2 separate regions of the Mus musculus genome follow, and region 1 is linked to region 2. The links are chromatin loops, found by intact Hi-C in ENCODE. Cell type or tissue: left cerebral cortex. All regions are shown on one strand. Links, peaks and the distances in the headings refer to the core of each region. The heading gives the core; the rest is flanking DNA.

Region 1 (11,685 bases), core at 2,058-10,057, 130 kb before region 2:
CCAGTACATCACAGGATTTGAGTACAGCATCCTCACCACTGAGGCCAAGAGACTGGCCACAACCCCTGCCTTCACTTTCTCACATCACCATCCAGTTAACTGATGCGTGCGTGCAAAGCATATAGAATCAACTCTCCACACTTGTCCAATCAAACATGTCTCTGGGTTTCTCCCCACACACTTAATGACAATTTGCATTCTAATACGTTCACTGAATCCTCATGGCATCATCTACAGTTTTCTTTCATCGGTGTCTTGTGTCCTCACTATTTCCAGTTAGCATGAATAACATTAAAATGAACTTCTTGGGGCCTCCAGCTTGGCTTTTAAGACTAGGCGTTTCCTTAGGATAAATTCCTCGGAGTGGGGTTTAGCGCCTCTTTTATTGCTTCTCGAAATATTGCACTAATGTATAGTACTACCAGAAGCTAATCTGTAGGCTAATGTCCTTGGTTACTCGCTGAAATTTGCCTAGTGGAGCCTTTCAAAGGCAAATGCAGTGAGTGGAGTGCTGTTGTGGTTATGATTATGGTGAACTCAGAATCACTGTGGGCATCTCACTGCCAGGGTGAGCCACCTCACACTCCTCTGTTCCCTTCCCCACCTGCTTCAGTGTCTCACCTGGAACCATGGCCGACTCCTATTGTGTTACAGGACTCGCAAAGGTACATTATTCAGATACTGACTGCTAACACTAAAATTGCCCGTTCTATTGCCTTTTCAATTTTGACATCCTTCTCACTTTAATTAACAAATTCTTATGGAATTTGGACTCTCATTCCCCAACGCTGCCCCATCATTGGCCTCCACTTCACCAGTCTTCCTTCCAAATGTGATGCCCATGGCTGCTTTCCTTCATTTTAATTGAGACTTTTTTTTCATACAGTATATTTTAATGATGGTTTCTCCTCTGCCCGCTTCTCCCAGCTCCTTCCCATCTCCCTACCCACCCAACTCTATGTTCTGTCTCTCTTTTTCAAATAAATAAATAAACAAATAAAACAAGAGAGAAACAAAACCAAAAACTCAAAACAAACAAGCAAAAGACAAAACAAAAAGGCCCAAACAAAGCAAAATTAAACAAAAGTCCACAAAAAAAAAAAAAAAAAAAAAAAAAAAACACTGATTTGGTTCTCTGTTGGCCAGCTACTCCTGAGCATGGAGCCTACCCTACTGGTGAAAACTGATTTTCCCTTGCCAGTAGGTATCCATTGTAGGTTGCTTCTTTGTGAGCAGCAGAACCCTGTGCCCACTTCCCACTCCTGGTGCTGACACCCCACCTAACTTGAACCTGTGCTGGTCCTGTGTGTGCTGTCACAGCTCAATGAGTTCTGTTGTGTCAGGAAGACTCTCTTTCCTTGGAGTCACACATCACCTCTGGGTCTTATATAATCTTTCCTCCTCCTCTCCTGCCTAGATGACTGAGCTTTAGGGGGAGGAGCTTGGGAAAGACATCCCATTTAGGGTTGAGTGCTCCAAAGTCACTCACTCCCTGCACATCGTCCAGTTGCCCACCCCCACACATTTTAATGCCAATCAATGTGTTGGTTCTGTCCCTTGTTTTGCTGCCCCATACTCTGGCTTCACTGTGGGGCTCCTGCTGTGCCTTGAATAGAAAATGTTCCCACGGGGTCAAGTGTTTGACCTCTTGGAACCCAGTAAGTAGTGTTGTAAGACTCTGACGAGCCTTAGCTACTGGGAAAACCTCTGAGTGAACCATGCAGGGCCTAGGATCAATGCAAAAGCAAGAGGAATTTATTGTTTTAGCATGCTGGGGTTGTTCTGCACCCGAAGGAGAGGCAGCAACCCCTGGTGGCCGTTAGTGCGAGTTTTTATACAGTTTCCAGGGGCAGAATAGAGCATCAGCAACTAGGCACAATATGATTGGCAGAACAGTGCTTCCTTTAAACTGGTCTTTAGGGAATGAGGTAGTGGGGGGGGGGGGGTTAAATCAACCTCTCCCTTATGGCCTACGTATTCCAGGAGGGAAGGGGTGCCTGGTGGAATTTTCCAACAGTTTTTAGTTAGTTGACCTCTTCAGTGTTATTTCAGAAGGTCACAGAACCCTCAAGAAGTAGGATCCTCACTGGAGGAAATGAGTCACTGTGGGAAGGCCTTGAGGCTTTAGGTCTGCTGTGTGACACCTCTCTCATGTTTCTGCCATGACGGCTTCCTGGCCTTAAAGAACTCAAACTATAACCAAAATAAGTCCTTCCTTTCTTAAGATGTTTCTTGGCAGCTGTTTGTCGTAGCAACAAGAAAACAACTGACACAACCTCCTTCCTGCTCCGATGCCTCCTACACACAGCTGCTGGATTAGACTTCATGACCCATGGCCTCGCATCATGTCCTTCCAGATCAATACCAGTTCTCAGTAGCCTAGGGAATGACACTCAGACACTGCCATGTGGCACACTCCAAACTGTGAAACACACACAAACACACACACACACACACACACACACACACACACACACACACACACACACATCCTTACTGCCTGCCCATTGGTCCTTCCTATGGTCCCCCGGATACTTCAGCTCTCCTTGCAACACAGTCATCCCAGGTAGAACCCAGTGCCTCTGCTGGATGTGATATTCCAAGAAGAAACTTGGCCACAGGCTTTATTCATTTGCACCCACTGCTTTGAATCACTGTTTGGCTCAGAAAGCACTAGAAAATCTCTTACACATCTTTGGAGCCACCAGCTAGTATTACACCAGCTTGTAGCCACTCTCCTGTCTCAGATCTTTGCCAGCTCTCTCACACAACTGCTGGTATGAGCTGTTTCTGCTGCAGATGGACCTCATCCCTGCCAGCTTCCCATGGTCTCTGGGTTCTACCTCAGTTACCCAGTGTGCCTAGCCTTCTGCCCTAGCTTTATGGACCTCCCCGTACAGTCCTACACACAAAAGTTCTCAGGCAACTTTGCGCCACCCAACACATGCTGATGTGTCTGGGGTGCCTCTCAGTTGTTATATATCCTCTCAAGCAGCCTCCGCAGACCTTCACAGATGGCATTAGACTCAAATGATTGACTGCATGATAAAAGTATTTAGGCTTGGGCTCAGACTTGTGCAATGACTTGCCGTTACTAGATAAAGCCTGCTCTAGGGCAGGGATCATGTTTGATCAGCTTGGCTTGCCAAATGCCTGGTTTTGTCTTTGTCTTTGGTTGCTCTGAATGGATGTAAACAAGAGCTGTTCCTCCCTAAGTGGGATGGGCCAAATCTTCTGCCTCACAATCCCACTGGAGAGTGGCAGTATAGAATAGGAAGAGCTAAGGTGAGATGCAAGGAGACTCCTGTCCTAGCCTCCCTTAGCACCTTTAAGGGAAAGGGCCAGAAAGTTCTCTGGGGACCTCTTGGATTTGGGTAGAAAATCAAGAGAAAGAAGGAAAGGGATACTTCCTCACACCCATCACTATAGTAGAGGAGGTCTGAGGCTTTTCTTTAGGATATTCTGCTTTCAGATTTAGTGGAAAAGCGGGAACAAGAGATGTACAGGAAACTACCAGAACTTGAAGTTATCAGGCTAGCGGGATGTCTCAGCAGAAAGACCCTAACCACCAGGCCCAGTGACCTGAGCTCAGTTCTCATGCCCCACGCAGTGGGAGGCAAAAACCCACTCCTGTAATCCATCCTCTGGCCTCTACGTGTATCCTGTGACACACACACATGCGCTCACACACAAGCTTGCACATACACATTGTCACAAATAAATGTATTGAAAGTTTTTAAACCACTTGCCTGCTTTCAAAGGGCAAAACGCTTCCAAATATGTAATGAGTGGTCTTGCCTGGTTGCTCACATAAAAATACAGAAGCAAAAGGGAAACGGGGCCTGAGCCTTAAGAGGCTGGGTGTGCAGAGGGCAGAGCCATAGCTTCCTGAGAACTACAGTGTGCGCATGCACAGCAGGTGCATCTTGCAGCAGAGGCACCTGGCAGCTGGTGCAGGGAGTGTGGGAGATACCCAAATGACCTGCTGCTGCTACTTAAAGAACTGCTGTTGCATCAACAGGGACAGAAATAGCAGGCAACAAGAATGCGAAGATTCTTAACTCCCTCCTCTTGGCTTCCCGTCCTCCTTTGGTGTCCCTGTAACAAAGGAGAAATGAGACCCAGGTTCAGTATCACAAGGCACATCGTAGAATGGTTTATGTGGCAAAGAAAGACAGCAGCTGTTTAGCTAGGGTTTTTCTTTCATTCACAGAGCCTCATAAAAGTAGCTTACCATGATCAGGAAATCCAGACACACACACTCCAGGCGTTAAGCGTAAAGTTTGATTGACGTGCCTTTCTATAGGTCCCCAGATTATAAGAATCAGTATCTGTAAAGATACTGATACGACTTTTATAAATATCAGGAGAGGAGTGTGTATAACATTACTCTTGTTTTATAGCAAGAGTAACTACTCTCAGCTTATATAAACCCAAATTGACTCATATTTCCTGTGTATTAAGAAGTCTTATATCACCAGATGCTGAACTAAAATGAAAACACATGTGATTAGTTAGAGCCACCTAGGAGACAAACCTCTGTGAGTGTCTATCAGGGAGTGTCAAGATGGGTTAATTGATGTAGAAAGTCTAACTAACTGTAGGCAGCACCACTCCACAGGCCAGGACCCCAGGCAGGGAGTGTCAAGATGGGTTAATTGGTGTAGAAAGCCCACCGTCAGTGTGAGCGGCACCACTCCACAGGCCAGGACGCCAGGCTGCAGATAAAGGAAAAGAGTGAGCCGAGCTGCTGCAGCCTTCAGCATGCTGTTTCCAAGCTTCAGATGCAACAGGCCTCGAACCCCTATCACCAGGACTCCCCCACCATGATGGGTTATACCCTCCCTGCTTTAAATTTCTTTGTTGGTATTTTATCATCACAGTGAGCGAGGAAACATACTACTCTGGCCGGCATATATGTGGAGCTTTATACAGTTAATATTGCTGTTATTGGACTGGGGAGATGGCCCAGTAGGTAAGAGCACTTGCTCTGCAAACATGAGGACCTGAATTCAAATCCCCAGCACCCTGGGCAAGGCAACACATGCTTGTAAACTTAGCATTAAGGGGCAAAGATAGAAAGATTGTAAGAGCTGGCCGGCCAGCCAGACTAAGCAAAATAGTGAGCTTCAGGTTCAGGGACAGACCCTGATTCAACTCAATAAGGCCAAGAGTTATAGAAGAAGACCCCTTATGTCCGGCTCTGGCCCCAAATGCACAGGCTTGAGCATGCATACCCAGACACCATGTGCACGCACCATTCATACATACTACAGACATATACAAATACATGTTATCGGCATTTTTTCTAGTTTCCTGACTTGAACATGAACATCACTGTTGGGAGGTGCTTTGGTTTGGATACACTCTGAGCACGTCTTTCAGTAATATTCAAAAACGGTAGTCTTTCAGGGTCTGGTGATTTCTATGGCCATTCCCTTCCAAAAATCAGTCTCCTTTATCAACCAAGCCCAGTAATGCCAAGATACACCAGAGCCTTGACAGTCGGTGTCACCCTTTTCACTCCTAATTGCGGTGACCAATCATTTTTCCAACTGTACACGTAACAGATCCAGGGTTAAAACCAGGGCAAACCCCACTTCAGATCCTGCTCTGGCTCCCTTGTCCCTCTGTTACGACAACCCCATTTGGTGTGTATTGTAGCAGGAGGAGTCTGTCTCCTTGCTCACACATTCTAGTCTTTCTCTGAGTGAGGAAGTATAGCTAACCAACTGCGTGTTCTCTGCACTTAGTCAGTCACGGCACACTGCAGATGTTCCCCCATCGTTCAGGAGCAGTGCTGAGGAATTATTTCTGAGCAGCCTCTGCCAGGCATGTGGCTGAGAGACACCTGGAGAGAGAAAATAAAATCCATTGACAGAGTGAGTGTTCTGGGGAACGACTGGACTTTCTCATTTTCCTTCTGGGCTGTGGTGTCAACTGAGGACGCTGTCGTGGGAAGATGTGGAAGAAGGGTACGGATGGGTTCCTCAGGAATCAGGGGTCGGAAAGGAGCAGGAGAGCCAGCATTCTTGAGCTATACTAAAATGATCGAAGGTTCCAAACTCACCATCTCAGGTACTTAAATTTTTGCATCAATTTGAAGTAAACGACTGCGCCATACACCTTCTATCACACAAGTAGCTCCAGTGCCTTTGTTTTAAAAAACAAAAAACAAAACAGAACAGAAACACCAGTTTGGGTAGCTAAGAAAGGCGGAGCCCCAGAGCCCAACCCTTAGAAATATGAAGAACCTGCTGGAGCCCACCATGGCCACTAGGTGGCACTAGTACAGAGCTAATTCAGAGGCCAGGTCTCTGCAACCATCCTCCTAAAACCCTCTCCTTTATCAACTTAGGTCAGTAATACGGAGATACACTGGAAACCGGAGCTTGAATCCGGCTGCTCTTATAATCCCATAGCGAGCCTTTTATGTGATTGCTGCATTTATCATTAATAGCGCATTTGCTCTGCATCAGGAGCCTGAATTAGCAGAGGTTTAATAACGGGAAGCAGCCTAATGTTTACACTAAGCTAAGCAAGGTCACCCGGGTATTCAGAGAAATGACCCGAACAGTCTCCCAGCAGGATTAATGTAAATGAAGCATTTCTTTGATTAGCTTTGTTCAGCTGCCCTCCCCTCCCCCGCTTTTAAAATGACCGGTTTCAGAGGATCACAGTTTAATTACATAATCATATAAAATAATATTTAATAAAGCACAGAGCAAACAAGCATAATGAGCAACATTTTCTGGCTATTACCAGCAACTGGAGGCAGCCAGATACAGGCTTAATTCTTTAATCTTGCAGATCCGCTGTTAGGGAAGGATCTGAAACACAATCCACGGGATGGTGAGGGTTAAATGGTGTGTGGACCACAGTGCATAGAACGTGTGCAACAAAAGAAAGCCCCTTTCCTCCTCACCAGTGACAGGGCTTCGCATCAATAATTAAAATGGATGTCTGCACGGCTCCTGTACAAACTACGGCCGGAGAACTTTATTCCTTTGAAATCACTTCACATCCACCCGTCCTTTTCACCTTGCAAGCCTCAGAACATAGCTACTGCTACCGAGGAGATGGGATGGGGAGGGGAATATTTAAAACACATTTTAAGGATAAATGCAGACGTCTACATCTTGAGCTGGCTTGGCCCACGTGGCTCACTTTCCTCAAGATTTGCACATTCAGTTGCCAGCGTTCTTCCTGCTGTGGCTTCATTACCTCCACCCCGGGGGCGGGAGGCTGGGGGCAGGAGGCTGGGGGCGGGAGGGGGGGTGATGGGTGTACAGACGGACGGGGACAGAGGACCGGACTGGAATGTGGGTTGTGTCTGGTTTCAAGTGGGCAGAAACGGAAGGGCGGGATGTGGTTTTGAAATTCAGGAAACCTCTCTCTAGCTCTCCAGGAGGTCAGGATAAATCTTGAGTAATTCATAGTCAGAAATTCAGGTGAGGGAAGGCTTGCCTAGGATGGAGTTTGGCATAAAGGAAAGCAGTTGGCCCGGAATCCGCAGACACAGAAGCTGCATGGCTCCGCTATTGTCGTAAAAGGATGTGTCTGGGTTTTGTTCCAGGTTTCTGGGAGGAAGCTTGTAAAACCCTTGATTTCCCAAGTTCTAGGAGCCCCTGAGTTTGTAGTAATGAGCCGGCTCTGGGTAGTGGCTAGTTCTCACGTAAGCCTACTATGACCAAGAGACCGAGCACAGAGAGGGTGGGGAGCCAGAGACTGAGTGTACCAATTATGCCGGCATATCAAACGCTCCGTAAAAAGCCTGGATGCTGCAGCTTGTTGAGCTTATGGGTTAGTAAACCCAACCATGCAAAGACTAATGGACCATGAGAAAGGACCATACGGGATGCTTTCAGAATCCGCATCATGTCCTTTGCTTGGTCCCAATTTGTATCCTTTAGAAAAAAAAAACCTGGGGCTGGAGAGATGGCTCAGTGGTTAAGAGCACTGACTGTTCTTCCAAAGGTCCTGAGTTCAAATCCCAGCAACTACATGGTGGCTCAAAACCATTCATAATGGGATCTGATGCCCTCTTCTGGAGTGTCTGAAGACAGCTACAGTGTATTTATGTATAATAAATAAATCTTAAAGAAAAAAAAATCCTAAGTACAAAACTTCCTTGAGTTCTGAGAGTTATTCTGACAACTGTATCAAAACTGAAGGGAATTCTGGGAACTGGCTTCACTCTGATTTGACGTCAGTTTGTCAAAAAGAATGTGAGTGAACTACACATCCAGTCTACATCCACTACACTACATAGAGTAACTTCCTGGGGACAGAATCATTAAATTATGAGCTATGTCCTAACTCCAGGTAATTAGCGACAGAATGGATTCCTACTTGAATAGGTATTTACAAATGCTTAGCCTCCGGCAAGTCACTTGCCCACTGAGATTTATCCCTGCACCTTTAACATGAAGCTGGCCGTCATGATTGCTACAGACACGACAAAGAGACAGTGCGAGCAAAGGTGTCAGGGTGCTGTGAAGAGTTCTTCCAACGATGAGAAGAGAAAAGCCACCAACCCAAATCAACATTGCCAAACTAATTAAAGCAAGCAGTTCATTAAAGTATGCTTTTTATTCCTGTACATAGGCTGCCTTCCCCTAAAGTGGGTTCGAGAGATCAGCGCTGAAGTGAAGATAGGTAGGGCTTTTATAGCTATAGGGTAGGACATTTCCAAATGGGGAAGGAAACATGGAAGGGTTACAGGAGCAGAATATAACCGGTGGTCAAAACAAAGTAATCACAATTGGTGGTCATAACAAGGTAGTCGCAGGCAGTCAGAATGTAAGATTTGTGGTAGCTCAAAATGACCACGGTTGTAAAGAGTTAAGTAAGTGTGTTCTTTTCCCAGAATTTGCCTCACTGCAAGGTGTGCCTAGAGATAGTCCTCTGAGTGTATAGAAAAGCCCACACAATGTCTCCAAGCTTATTCACCAAGAGATAGTCCTCTGATTGTAATCACAAACAGGCTTGAACCTCGTTTGTATTTACGATAAGGTGGCTTTTAAGGCCAGAGGTAGGCTGGTTCTTCAAGGTCCCCAGAACCTCAGTCTCCCTATCACCAATGTGGTCTTTTGTTCCTATGCCTCATAGAATTTTAATTAGGACTAGCTGAGGCCATTAATGTGAAACGTTAGAAGAGATCCACCAGAGCTAGAAAGATGGCTCAACAGTTAAGAGCACTTGTTGCTCTTTCAGAGGACCTAAGTTCAATTCCCAACACCCACACGGTGGCTAACAGCCATCTATAACTTCAGTTGCAAGGGATCTAATGCCTTCTTCTGACCTCCACAGACCAGGTGTGCATAAGATATACAAACATTCATAAAATAAGAGTAAAATCATTTTTTAAGTGAAAAGAGAAAAGAAAATACAATATACCATTTCTAATAGTTTACCTTTTATTCTTTTTTCTGTTTTTGTTTCGTTTTTGTTTTTTGTTTTGTTTTGTTTTGTTTTTGAGACAGGGTTTCTCTGTATAGCCCTGGCTGTCCTGGAACTCACTTTGTAGACCAGGCTGGCCTCGAACTCAGAAATCTGCCTGCCTCTGCCTCCCAAGTGCTAGAATTAAAGGCGTGTGCCACGGCGCCCGGCTTATTCTAATTTTTAAATGCATCTACACACACATACACACACACACACAAGTTGGTCATTAGTTTTTATTAAGCACAGAGAGAATTTAATATAGTTAGACCTGGAGCTGAAGAAATAGCTCAATGGTTAAGAACACTTGCTGCTCTTCCAGAGGACCCACATTCAAATCCCAGCACCCATGTGGCAGCTCACAACCATATGCAACTCCAGTCCAGAGGATCCCATGCCTTCTTCTGATCTCCTCAGGCATCAGGCAGGAGCATGATACACATACGCACGTACAGGCAAAACACTTTAACACACAAATAAAGAGCTACATACTAATATTTTAAGTTTTAAAAAGTCAGATTTGAAAGGTCACAAAGTGCCGGGCATGGTGGCACACACCTTTAATCCCAGCACTCAAGAGGCAGAGGCGGTGGATTTCTGAGTTCGAGGCCAGCCTGGTCTACAAAGTGGGTTCCAGGACAGCCAGGGCTATACAGAGAAACCCTGTCTCAAAACAAAACAAAACAAAACAAAACAAAAAACAAACAAAAAGAAAAGAAGAGAAAGGAAAAGAAAAGAAAAGATCACAAAGTGATCAAAGAAATTTGTTTCAGAACCAAGCAAGCCCGAGATCATAACTTCTATCTATATACACAAGTGTTTCAGAAGCCTGGGGTGTGGGTAGGGGTGGGGCTGGAATGGTAGCTTGTGGTGAAGGAGGTCTCAGCAACCTTAGGTATTCAGCAAAGCAAAGCTACCAATATCCCTGTCTCCTTGCCAAACATGAATTCATAAAGTACACATCTGTGACGGGTTTTACAAGATTCTCTCATTTTGTGACAGTGAAAGGAGCCTGTCTCATTCAGAAGTCTGTAACCTTTGCTTTATGCCATGTTTTCATCTTGTGTGTATTGGTTATGTCTTAAACGCTTGGTCTCCAACTTGGTGCTATTGGGAGTTAGTGAACCTTTACGAGGTAAGGCCTGGTGCTGGAGAAATGAATGGCTCAGTGGTTGAGAGCAACTGACTGCTCTTCCAGAGGTTCTGAGTTCAATTCCCAGGAACCACATGGTGGCTCACAACCATCAGTAATGGGATCCAATGCCCTCTTCTGGGGTGTCTGAAAAGAGCTACAGTGTTCTCACATGAAGAAGGAGAAGAAGAAGAAGAAGAAGAAGAAGAAGAAGAAGAAGAAGAAGAAGGAGAAGGAGAAGGAGAAGGAGAAGGAGAAGGAGAAGGAGAAGGAGAAGGAGAAGGAGAAGGAGAAGGAGAAGGAGAAGGAGAAGGAGAAGGAGAAGGAGAAGGAGAAGGAGAAGGAGAAGGAGAAGGAGAAGGAGAAGGAGAAGGAGAAGGAGAAGGAGAAGGAGAAGGAGAAGGAGAAGGAGAAGGAGAAGGAGAAGGAGAAGGAGAAGGAGAAGGAGAAGGAGAAGGAGAAGAAGAGAAGAGAAGGAGAAGGAGAAGGAGAAGGAGAAGGAGAAGGAGAAGGAGAAGGAGAAGGAGAAGGAGAAGGAGAAGGAGAAGGAGAAGGAGAAGGAGAAGGAGAAGGAGAAGGAGAAGAAGAAGAAGAAGAAGAAGAAGAAGAAGAAGAAGAAGAAGAAGAAGAAGAAGAAGAAGAAGAAGAAGAAGAAGAAGAAGCAGCAGCAGCTAAGCCTACTTGTGGGGTGCCTTTAAGTCCCATCACTATGGAGGCAGAAACAGATACTTCGAGGCCAATCATATGAGAGCTGGCCAGAATAAAAGCATCAATCAACAAACAAAATATGTGGCCTCACTCATTTTGGGGTGAGTGAGGGTGTGTCTTTGAAGGAGATTGTGTGACCTCCAGCATCTTCTGTCTCTCTTCTTTGGTGCTGTCTATAAAGTAAGTAGTTTCACTCCTGCGTACATACCCACTCCAGGCCTAAATGCAGTGGGGTCAACTACCCAGGCTAGAATTCCTAAATCTAGAAGCAAAACAACCCTTTTGTCTTTATATATCATGGCAGGTGTCTGTTCTGGTAACAGAAGGGTTACTGATATATCTCCCCTTATCCCTGTCTCCATTGGGAAGATTGTCTTAACTCCTAGGACTTTATCCTGAGACCA
Region 2 (11,685 bases), core at 1,768-9,767:
TAAAAGGGGAGGGGAGGGGTAGTGTCTTAGTTAGGGTTTTACTGCTGTGAAAAGACATCATGACCAAGGCAAATCTTATAAGGACAACATTTAATTGGGACTGGCTTACAGGTTCAGAAGTTCAGTCCATTATCATCAAGGTAGGAACATGGCAGCATCCAGGCAGAGTCTTAAAGCCCACACCCACAGTGGCACACCTATTCCAACAAGGTCACACCTACTGCGACAAGGCCACACCTTCTAATAATGCCATTCCCTGGGCCAAGCATATTCAAACCATGGCAGGTAGTTAGATATCTAAGTTTCTGTTTCTACACTTCCATGTAGATGTCCCAAATCCTCTGTTATCCCAGTGGGGAAGTTTAGGAACTTAGACTCAGTGGCATCAGGTACAAGACAAAGCAAGCCAACCTGGAAGCAAAGCCAGAGTCTGTAGCTCTTTTCTCTGGGGTTGCTCTATGTAGTCATGGTTCAGACATTCCTCACCCACCTCCTGCCAACAGACAGCTGACCTCTGGGCAATGCTGGGTAGAGAGTCACAAACCAGTAATCTCAGCACTTGAGAGCAGAAGCAGGAGGACAGGGAGTTCAAGGCCAACCTCAGCCATCTAACCAATTCAAGTCTAGCCTATGCTTCATGAGACACTGGGTTACAGACAGCACCACTTAGAAATTCTGCAATGAAAAAGTCTACAGAGAAACCCAGCATGGATCAATTCCCATTCCTATCCATTCACAGCACCATCAAACTTGTTTTTGTGTTCTCTCTCTATCTCTCTCTCTAAGACATCTAAGTGAAGAGAAAAACACACACAGAGAGAGAGAGGGAGGGAGGGAGGGAGGGAGAGAGAGAGATGCAAGGAACACTGGTTAATATCCCAGAACCATAAATAGGATGAATCCTTAAAGAATGGGATGTTATTTAAGAGGAACAGATAATAACAGTAGTAGCAATATTTAATGGACATTTATTATGTATCGGAAGTGTGTTTAAGGAACTGGAGAGATGGCTCAGTGGTTAAGTGGCTGGCCTTCCAGAGGACTCAGGTTCAATTCTTAGCACCCACATGGCAGCTCACAACTGTAACTCCAGTTCCAGAGGATCTAGCGCCCTCACACAGACACACATGCAGGCAAAGCACCAATGCATAGAAGTATATTTAGACTCTCTGAATTCTTATACTTTTTTGGTGGGGCGGGGAGCTGGTGTCACACTCACAGAGATCCGCGTGCTAAGATTAAAGGTGTGAACCATCACGCTCAGCTTTAATTCTTAATGTCATGGATTCTGTATGGTTATCTCCCATATCATGTGGTGAGAGAAAAAAACTAAGATACAACAATGAAAAGGAAAGTACTAAAGGTTACAGAACCGGGAAAGAACAGATCTGAAAGCTAAATGGCCAGTTTTAACAGCTTTCTTTTAATGCTTCCCCAGAGAGCCCTCAGGAAAACCCTTGGAACGGCTCAGTGGAACGACAGGAGTGAGCAGACATGGAAAGCAGAGAATAGATCCAAGGAGGCCCGACATCTAAGGGAGAACTGCACAGAGGAGTTGTGTGCAACTGCTTTTAAATAGCACAATAATATTCCCTGATATATGAACCGTCTTCATGTTAAATGGCATGACAACAAATGAGAGGGAGAGGGGGAGAGAGAGAGAGAGGAAAAGAGAAAAATCCCCAAGATGATAATAAAAGCCTAAAAACTGCTCGTTCCAGGGCATCTGAACATCAAGGCAGGAGAAGCATATGGCACAGTCTAACCTCATGATGGACAGGTAGGGGAGGGAGGGTCCTCTTTCCAGCCAGTAGGGATGGTACCTCTCGCTCACACGCCCACATACAGGAAGTATCTCTCTGACAGTGCCTTGGCAAACATACCTAAAGTTTGGCTTTCCTCCTTTCTCGGGCACACCTCCATCCAGCCAAGTTGACAGTCAGGACTAAATATCAACCACTCTAAATGGAGCAATCTGTCTGAAATTTGAGCAAACTCCATTTCCAACCTAACAGTCGGTGTCTAGCCAAACCGTAAATCCGTGTGGCACACAGAATGCATGTGAACGTGCAGTGAGTCATCTGGAGAAGGGAAGGGAGGGCGGGGCGTGAAGAGGGGATAATTATTTCTTCTGTGCACCTCTTGTTCTGTTTGAATGTTTACTTACCGTGTGGTTACATTCAAACCCTTTTAAGGGATGCTACTCAGAAGCTGGACTGGGGGACACTCATCGTGGATGATAAAGCACACGGGTGATTTTCGTGCGGATGACGTCTTGTCCTTCGATACTCTTCTGCCCCATGCCCGGGTGTGCAGGAAGGGAGGTCAGGCCATGTTGGTTTTTAGCTCGGATGGAACTGAGAAGACAAATTAGCAAGACAAGCTCAGGACTCACAGTTAGATCATGTGAGGAAAACCATGAGTAAAGACAGCAGACAGCAGACAGCATGATGCAGTCCTTTGAGTCACTTGGGTGTGGGTCACAGGAGTGACTGGAAGAAGGAAAGTTCCAGAACCCACTTCCCTTACAAATCCTCCTCTGCTGAGACGGTCTGAAAAAAAAAAAAAGAAAGAAAGTGACTGAGGAAGGAGAAGGGGTGAAGTTCAAAGCAGTCACCTTCCGTTTTACCAGCTTTGATAAGAAGGTAAAATAAGAAAGATAGACAGACACTCAGACACTCAATCGAAGCTTTCATATGGATGTGGATTTCAGCCATTGACATCCCTTCAGTCCCTCATTGTCATGGGTCCCTAACTATATCCACTGTCACTCCCAGTAAGTGTTTTTTTTTGAATTCCCGCTTCTGTTCAGATCTCCTCCGACAGTAATAAAAGATTTAGATATGAAAGTGCCTTAACATTTGGAATGAGACCGAGGCTGTAAATAGATATGCTGAGGAAATAAGCCAGGGTAAGATCTGGATCTCTGTAAGTGTCATTCATAGTCAAAGGCAAAGCCTCCCTGGTCTGTGGGTTGACATAGGCATGCACACAGAGGACAGGGATGTGCATGTATGTGTTCCTGCATATGTGAGCCGGAATACACACACATACACACACACACACACACACACAGGATGAAGGAAAATCTCAAGCGTTGCTGTGTTTCTGAGTGGCCTGGTCTTTATGGGCAGGGTGATACCCTTCCTTTGGTCGTTATTTTTTGAGAAATGAGGATAAAACCTCTAGTGTGTGGTGCCACACACTAGAAACCCCAGCCCTTGAAAGGCTAAGGCAGAAAGAATGCCTGAGTGCGAGGCCAAACAAACAACAAAAAAGCTAATTCCTAGATAGCCGGCCAGCTTCCAGTCTGCAGTGGCGAAGCATGCGTGCCAGTCATCTTCCTCCTCCCCACTGCCACACTCTGACAACATGTCAGGATGAAGGGTCTCATGTGCCTGTGCTACGGTCGGCTTGGTGACTTAGGTATACCAAGCGGTCTGACTGTTAATCACAGCTTACAGCATGCCATCCCTTGTCATTTACAGCTGCTAGAATGTCAACCAATTCAAAGGCCAAAGTAGACCCAACCCTGTTTTTGATGTTCCCCCTCTGAGTTCTTAGAGAACTACCGGCCCTCAAATATGGTCATTGCACAGTGTGTGTGATTTGGTGTCTGTGTGTTTCTCTGTCAGGCTGTGGTCTTTTCATAGACAAAAGGGAATCCTCCACCCTTGACAGTGCCTAACACAACAAGAGTGCCACTTCGATTTGTGAACAATGATGTGCTCCTGTCACTCCGCTTTGGATGGCAGCTATGTTGTCAGAGTCCTTGCTGCTTTGTGGCACTCACAGAAACAGGGGATTTGGTATTTGTCTAAGGAAATGTGGTATCGGTCGGTATCCCCGAGTGTGTGATATACAATAATAAAAAGGTGGTGTTCCACACCACTGTCACGATCTCAGGACTGTCTCCCTGTGATTCATATTCTCAGCTATAATCAGAGTATGTCTGACACGTCTTGGCAGACTACCTTGATTCATGGCCTGAATCCATGACAGTGACTTAGATGACCTTCCACACGCCTGCTCTTGTTTAAGGTTCTAGAATCCAAATAACCATCATCTTCCATGATTTTATAGATAGGGTAGATTCTTGGCCTAGAACAGAATCTAAACTTCAAGGCTGAAAGTGCCTGGGGCCTTTAACTGACCTCTCAGCATCAGGGCAGATTTCTGTTGTGCTTTGTTCTTTGGCTTTTAATTATATTTAATGTGTGTGTGTGTGTGTGTGTGTGTGTGTGTGTGTGTGTGTGCTTGGGAAGATCAGAAGAGTTCTCTTGAAGCTGAAGTTATAGGTGCTGGTGAGCACCTGATGTGGATGCTGGGACCCAAATGTTGATTGTCATAACTGAGCAGCAACTGTTCTTAACTGATAAGCCAGTTCTCCAGCCAATGCTTTGGTCTTTTGTTGGTTGGTTGGTTGGTTGGTTAGTTGGTTGGTTTGGTTTGGTTGGAAAAGTTTACCTTTACTCTAAGCAATCCTCTTACCCCTACCTTCCAAATGTAGGCACTACATGCATGTGGCTCTGGCACAAGTTGTGGGTTTTATTGTTGTTGTTTGTTTGGTGTTGAGACACAGGGTTTCTCTGTGTAGCCCTTACTGTCCTGGGACTCACTCTGTAGACCAGGCTGTCCTTGAACTCACAGAGATCTGTCTCTGCCTCTGTGTCCCCAATGCAGGGATTGGCTTGTGCCACTGCCATCCATCTGGCTTGGGACAGGTTTTAGTCTTTTCCCTTTTTGTTTTTATGTCACATCTACTGAGTAACTTGTTTTGTTTTGTTTTTTTCTTATAATATATTCTGCAATTAAAATAAATATTTTTGGTCTTAGACAAACAAAGCAAACATCTGTTTTAGTTACAGAGAGTGAAATATTAATCTTGAGATGTTAAAATTCATTAAAACCAGGGGCTGGGGATATAGCTCAGTCTACGAGCACTGGCTGCTCGCTCGTACGGAGGACATAGCTTTGGTTCCCAGCACCCACACTGTGACTTGCAAATGCCTTAACTCTAGTTCCAGGGGACCCAGCACCCTCTTCTACGGCCTCCAAGTGAGCATGTGATAGATACATGTGATACATACTTACAGACAAAACACACAAAAACACAATTTCTTTTTTTATTTTAAAGTTATTAAAACACTGCTAATTCCCATTTCCTGGATAAATTTCCTCTGAAAGCCCTGCTATTTCCTAAGGTTTTCATTTGTTGCATGGGCCCTTGGGAATTAAGTGTGTGCAGTTTTAACACAAGACACCACATGCAGCAAAGTGCTGATCAAGCCTAAGCCCAGGAGAGTCTATAATTCTTTGTCAGTTATGAGCTTTGTTAGGAGAAACCAAGGTTGGCTATTTGTTAATTCTCCCTGAGTGAATTCTGCCCCCTTGTGGATTAAAACATCTACAGAGCAGAAAGGAGCACTGTAACCCTATAGATAAGTTCCTTTCCAGTCTTTCCAAGAACACTGGGAAAGTGAAGGACACAAGGAAACAAAACTAGACCCTTAGTGTAAACCGTAAGAGCTCAGAATGGTGACGAAACACACCAGCATGCAAGAGTACGTGTTTTTCTGTACTTTATACTCTTCATGGCATAAATTTGCTGAGTATATATTCTTCATAATGGCAAATGCTTTGAACATTCAGTTTAATGTTAACGTAGGAGGCTCCCCTTTGCAGCCTCTGACTAACCCTAGGTGGATGAGAACTTTCCTGAATTCCGCAGCTCGTTCTGCTGTCAGGCAGCACTGCTAACAAGTCTATCAACATATTACCTGCAGACTCTGGGTGTAGCTCAGTGGCACAGTGCTTGCTCAGCATGTGCCAGGCCCTGGGTTCGTTCCCCAGCACTGCAAAACAAAAGCCCCGCAACACCGACAAATGAGCCCCAGATATTGTTAATGTCTCTTAAAAGGGAACCACATGATTCATTCCGTTATCTGTGATACATACGGGAAGATGCTGGAGATCTCCCAATGTATCATTTTATGGTTGAATCACTTAGGCCATAGGGCTATAATCCTGCCCCAAAGAACAATCCCCAACTGGCCAATGAGGTGACTGGTTTTTTTGGTTTTTTTTTTTTTTTTAATCTAAAGAAGCCCTTTTTCCCATATGAAGAATTCACAAATATAAATGGCACATCAAGTTTTTATTTTAAAAGATCATGATGGGGCCGAAGAGATGGCTCAGTGGATAAAGTGCTTGCCATTCAAATGTGAGGATCTGAGTTCAGTCCCTAGCAGTCATGAAAAACACAAACCAACAAAGCTGGGTACAATGGCATACACACTCTTGTAATTCCAGGGCTGGAGAGGTAGAAACAGGCAGGTACCTCAGGGTTATTAAACTGCCAATCTAGCCTACTGGGTGAGTTCCGGGCCAGTGAGAGACACTGGGGGAAAAAGAAAAAGGGTTGATTTTCCACTTCCACATCCACTCAAACCCATGAATACCACAGGTACACATACCCCTCCCCCTTGCACACATAGACATAGAAAATCATGTTGAGTATGGTTAAAAAAAAAATTGGTACCCATAGGTACTGGTCCAGAGGAGGTGCCGGTGAAATGTAGCATCGGATAATGTGCCATTGAACTTATAAGGTTCATTTAGCTGCTTTGCTCGTGGACATCCATGAACCCTGACGCCGCAATAAGTTTGGAGGCTAAGAACTCACAAGAGTCTCATTTAACTCTGGTCATGGGCTGGCAGCACCGTAAAGTGGGGGGCGGGGATGTTCACTCAGCTGAGGTTGCAGGCTTTTCACCAAAGTCACTCATCTCTCTCTCTCTGATCTGGAGCCAGGATGTAAGGTGAGCTACAGACAGGTCAGCAAGTCACACACTGATTGACACAAAAGCCATGAGGAGCCCTTCAGACACATCCGGTGCTGCCCCCTGCCTTCCCACACAAGAAGTCCTGTTCATTGTCATTTTGTAAATGTTTTCCCCTCTGGGTTGAAGGATTATGCATGCTGTCCAAGGGACCTACAACTGAGGTCTAGCCTCAGCCATCTTTTCACTCTTTATTTTGACATGGAATTTCACTGAATTGCCCAGTAACTTGCTGGTCTTGTGGTCACACTATTAGTCCAAGCAAACCTTGACAGTGTGAGCTTCCTACTTCAGCTCCCCTTGTCACTGGGATTACAGGCCTGGGCCTCCAAGCCTGGCTCTTTTGCCATCTTTTAAATATTTGGGAAGACAGATGTTAGACTGCCCTGTAGTATTCTGTCCTGCTGACTTTCACCTATAATTGTGCTAACTGTACTTTAGACATGACTCTCCAACTTCATCACTTCCTGCTTACAATCCTCTGACAGCAAATTTCTATTGTTTTTTCCATCAAAGCCTCATCCAGCTTTTAATGCCTAGCACTGCACATAGCTGTGCTTAATGTAACGGCTTGGCTCCTATAAAATGCAGTGGGCTGTCACTCCTGTGTCTGCAACATCATACTGCCAGGAGTGCAGCCTTGCGCTTAAATTCACAGTCATATCAACCAGTGGTCCATTAAACTCTTATTTGATTCCAGGTTCCGACCCTGTACTTGTGTCTGGATGTAACTCCCAACATATCTCTATCAAAGTTCTCTTTCTGTTTGGCTCAGACTCCCAGCTGGCAAGACAATTATGTATCTACCTCCAGAGTGCCCAATGAGATTAACTTGTCTACCTAGCTTGGTGCATACATAGTTAATAGAAATGATCTGTTTCCCACTGTACTGGGGTGCGGGGAGGGTGACCAGACGGGAGCTATCTCCATGGTGCTTCCTATAAACCACATGGCTTCAGTTTTTGCTAAACAGAACGGATAGCATCAGTTCACTCTGTAGTCACTGGCCTCACTTGGGACGAGGCTTTGGAAGGAGCTGAGTTAGTTAACTGTTAAAGTAATTGAAGGTAGCCAGGCGTGGTGGCGCATGCCTTTAATCCCAGCACTCAGGAGGCAGAGGCAGGCAGATTTCTGAGTTCAAGGCCAGCCTGGTCTACAAAGTGAGTTCCAGGACAGCCAGAGCTATACAGAGAAATCCTGTCTCGAAAAACCAAAAAAAAAAAAAAAATTGAAGGTATCATTAACCATCAGCTGTCTGAGGGCCATAGGGGACATGAGGCCCACGTCTTTGTATTCCTAGTGCCATCTGCACTTGGTAAGTAAAGAGAACACTGGAAGTTCTTAATGTGGGCAGCCACATTAAATCACATAATAGCCAGCCTGTCACAGAGCGGGGAAAGGGTGAGTCCTCATCCCTTCTTTCTTTCCTCCCTTTTTGAGACATACATTCACTGTGTAGCCTTAATTGACCTGGAATTCATTGTATAGGCAAGGCTACCTTCAAACTCAGAGATCCACCTGTCTCTGCCTCCAATGCTGGGATTAAAGGTGGCCACTGCCACACCTGACATGAGCTTTGGCTTTGATCAGCCTTTGTTTCATCTGAAAACTTAAGTGCTGGGGTGCAGGAATCACCTCACAAACCATACAGTGACAGTCAGAAAGGGATAGTTTACTGGGCATACACCCCAAATTCGGGAATTGAACCATGACACTGAGTTAGGATTCTATAGGGTTTTTTAAGCCCCAAATCCACAAATATCTATGCCAAGTTATTTCACCAATCAGGATTTAGGGATAGGGGATTTCCTAAGGAACTTGTCTTAGTTGTATGTTTATCCTGTTTCCATTGGTTGGGTATTGAACTGTGGCAGGGGACTTGCCTTGTCTAATATTCATGTCCTAACTTGACATGAATCAAGGGCGGGGCTTGCCTTGTCTAACATTCATATTTTAACTTGTCTACCAGGATGGGACTTGTCTAACATTCATGTAATTAACTTGCCAACCAGGATGGCAGTTACCCACATACATGTCTCTTTCTGCCAAGTAGGATGTCAGTTCCCAGGGAAGTCTTGAGAATTTAAACTTTACTCGACCACTACTCAAAATGAAAATCTTACTCCAAATAATTTCTTAAATTAGTGCAGGTGTCTCTCTTATATTGGGGTCCATCCTAGGGGCAGCTTATATCATAAAAGCTTATACACAGCTGCAGGAAGAGCTGTTGGGGAGTTGGTTCAGGTCCAAGCTTATTACAGGTAACGATACAAAACAGTTCTACTGTCTTCTATCAGGATCGGTTTCCAAGGGCTCAGAACGTAACAGAATATGTACTCAATCTTGGCATTAGAGGGTTTCTTAGTAACAGCAGAAACATATGAGAAAATTTCCTTATAAAGGCAGGCTAGCCAGGTAACAGTTACCCAGGCCTTAACATTTTATCTAGGCCATAACATTCCACCTAAGACCTAATATTTTACCTAAATCCTAATACTTAGGGCTAGGGATGTAGTTCCGTGGTTAAGTATTTGCCCAACATGTACAAGGCCCAGGGCTTTGAGCCTCAGCCCTACAGTAACAAATCACAGAGGAAAAACCTATCCCCAAAGCCAGGTGTGGTGGCGCACGCCCTTAATCCCAGCACTTGGGAGGCAGAGGCAGGCGGATTTCTGAGTCCGAGGCCAGCCTGCTCTACAAAGTGAGTTCCAGGACAGCCAGGGCTACACAGAGAAACCTTGTCTTGAAAAACCAAAACCAAAAACAAAAAACAAAACAAAACAACAACAACAATAACAAAAACCTATCCCCATTATTGTTTCCGTCAATACTGGGCTCTCATTACTCATATTCTATTATTCCCCTCTCCCTCTCCTCCTTTCCTCTTTTTGTCCCCTTCACCATCTTCCTGTCACCTTCTCCTTATCCCCAACCCCTCCTTTCTTTTCTTCTTCCTATCGTTTACTTAAAACCCAGCCTAGGGTGTGGAGCTAAATCCCTGCGACCCATCTCCTGACTAAAGCCTAGTCCTTGTGGCCACCCCACTATTTCAGAGACTCCTGGAACAAATGTCCTCTCAGGGGGACACCATCCCAGTTTCCAGATGTTTGAAATTCCGCTGGCCTCATTCCTTTAGCTTTTGGCTTTGTCTAAATACCAAATATGTTTGCATTAAAGAAGTCGCTGAAATAGGTCTGGTCTGGTGGTTAGCAACACATAGCCTATGTAGTTTTTTTCTCTCCTCTGAAGACCTTCATATGGAGATCCCGGAATGGGCTGGGTCCAAGGCTTAGAAGGAAACATATGCTGGGTAGAAAAGGAACCTCACTAGCTGTCAGTGAAGCTGGCAAGAGAGGCCACGTTCTCCCTCAGCTCCAGGTGCTCCCCCAGCTCCAGGTGCTCCCCCAGCTCCAGATGCTCCCCCAGCTCCAGGTGCTCCCCCAGCTCCAGGTGCTCCCCCAGCTCCAGGTGTTCCCCCAGCTCCAGATGCTCCCCCAGCTCCAGGTGCTCCCCCAGCTCCAGATGCTCCCCCAGCTCCAGGTGCTCCCCCAGCTCCAGATGCTCCCTCCACCTGGTGTGTTCTCCCTTCCCTCCAATCTGCAGCCACAGCATGCCTGACTCCCCAGAACACCTCACAATCCTGGTTTGCCTCCTTGTGCCTGTTTCTCTTTGTCTTTTACAACACAGTGTGACTGTCGTTAATAATAACCACCGTTTGTTGAGTGGGTGCCTTGTTAGATCTTTTACCCAGGCCATGTACAATCCTTCCAACAACCTTTCTTCGTTTTACAGAGAAGAAAAGGCGTGTTGGGAGTGGGGGTAGTGGTGCATGTCTTTAATCCCAGCACTCAGGAGGCAGAGACAGGCGGATCTCAGAGTCCGAGATCCTTGGTCTTCAAAGCAAGTTCCAGGACAGGCAGAACTTCACAGAGAAACCCTGTCTACAAATAAACAAACAAAAAACAAAAACAAGCAGAGAAGAAAAGGCTGAGAGAGGTCAGGAGACTGTCTAAATCCGGGTCCATGGTGCCTCATGAAATGTATACAGTGTTCCAGAAAGTGTGAATGCCTCACTCATGCATACACATACACCCCCACACCCCACAGGACTCTACAACTTGGCTTGAGTCACTGTGTGTCTTAATTTTTTTAAAGATTTATTTATTATGTATACATGTATGCCTGCAAGCCAGAAGAGGGGACCTGACCCCATTACAGATAGTTGTGAGCGACCATGTGGTTGTTGGGATTTGAACTCAGAGCCATCTCACCAGCCCGTGTCTTAATTCTTGATCTATACAATGAAATACGGCTTTTCCCTTTGTTTTTGTTCATTCTCTGTGTTTTGCTTTTAGACAGGATAAGTCAGTGTAGCCCAGGCTAACTTTGAAGTCACAGTATTCACAGCTTTTTCCCTGCTTCAGGCTTGCAAATATCCGAATGACTTTACTTTCTAATACCTTACTTTCTTACGTATATCCGATGCATCCATTCTCCTGAGGCTTACTGGAGCATTCTGGGTAAAGCAAAATATGGGGAAACTCCTCCCACTCAAGGTTAGTGAATACTAAATGTCCCCTAACCATTGAAAAATGTTCTCACTCAATGGAAGAAAGGGAGGCTACATCTGTGTCGCCCACTAGAGGGCACTGTACTGTATACTGCACAATGTGAAAGACCAGACTTTCGATCCCTGCCATGGGATGCTCTAACTTTGTAAACTCTGATCTACACAGGCTGGTAAATTACTTGGATGATAACTCCTACACCAAGAGCTGCGGCCTTGCCTAGAGCCTGCTTTGACTATACATTCAGGGGTCATTTCCTTAGTTCATTACTCGGA

Evidence for each region. Peaks named below come from ENCODE experiments on the same cell type or tissue, not always from the same donor. Only the 100,000 strongest peaks of a DNase experiment are listed, where the experiment ranks them.
Region 1: it touches region 2 in a loop (4-fold over the local background); 19 of 42 quality-filtered maps call a loop at or near these places.

The regions. Positions count from the first base shown.
Region 1 is chr9:40,610,292-40,621,976 of GRCm38, forward strand. No RefSeq gene overlaps it. Among named protein-coding and RNA genes, the nearest start is that of Gm39319, 50 kb to the right of the region's middle. In left cerebral cortex, for the core only: CTCF peaks have their summits at 6,276 (motif pointing right) and 8,027 (motif pointing left); DNase peaks (open chromatin) are centred at 2,702, 2,938, 3,979, 5,798 and 3 more places; H3K4me3 peaks cover 927 bases; H3K27ac peaks cover 1,528 bases.
Region 2 is chr9:40,745,051-40,756,735 of GRCm38, forward strand. The region is part of intron 1 of Clmp (CXADR-like membrane protein); the gene reads left to right. Among named protein-coding and RNA genes, the nearest start is that of Hspa8, 50 kb to the right of the region's middle. In left cerebral cortex, for the core only: CTCF peaks have their summits at 4,526, 5,399 (motif pointing left) and 6,900; DNase peaks (open chromatin) are centred at 1,966, 2,364 and 5,388.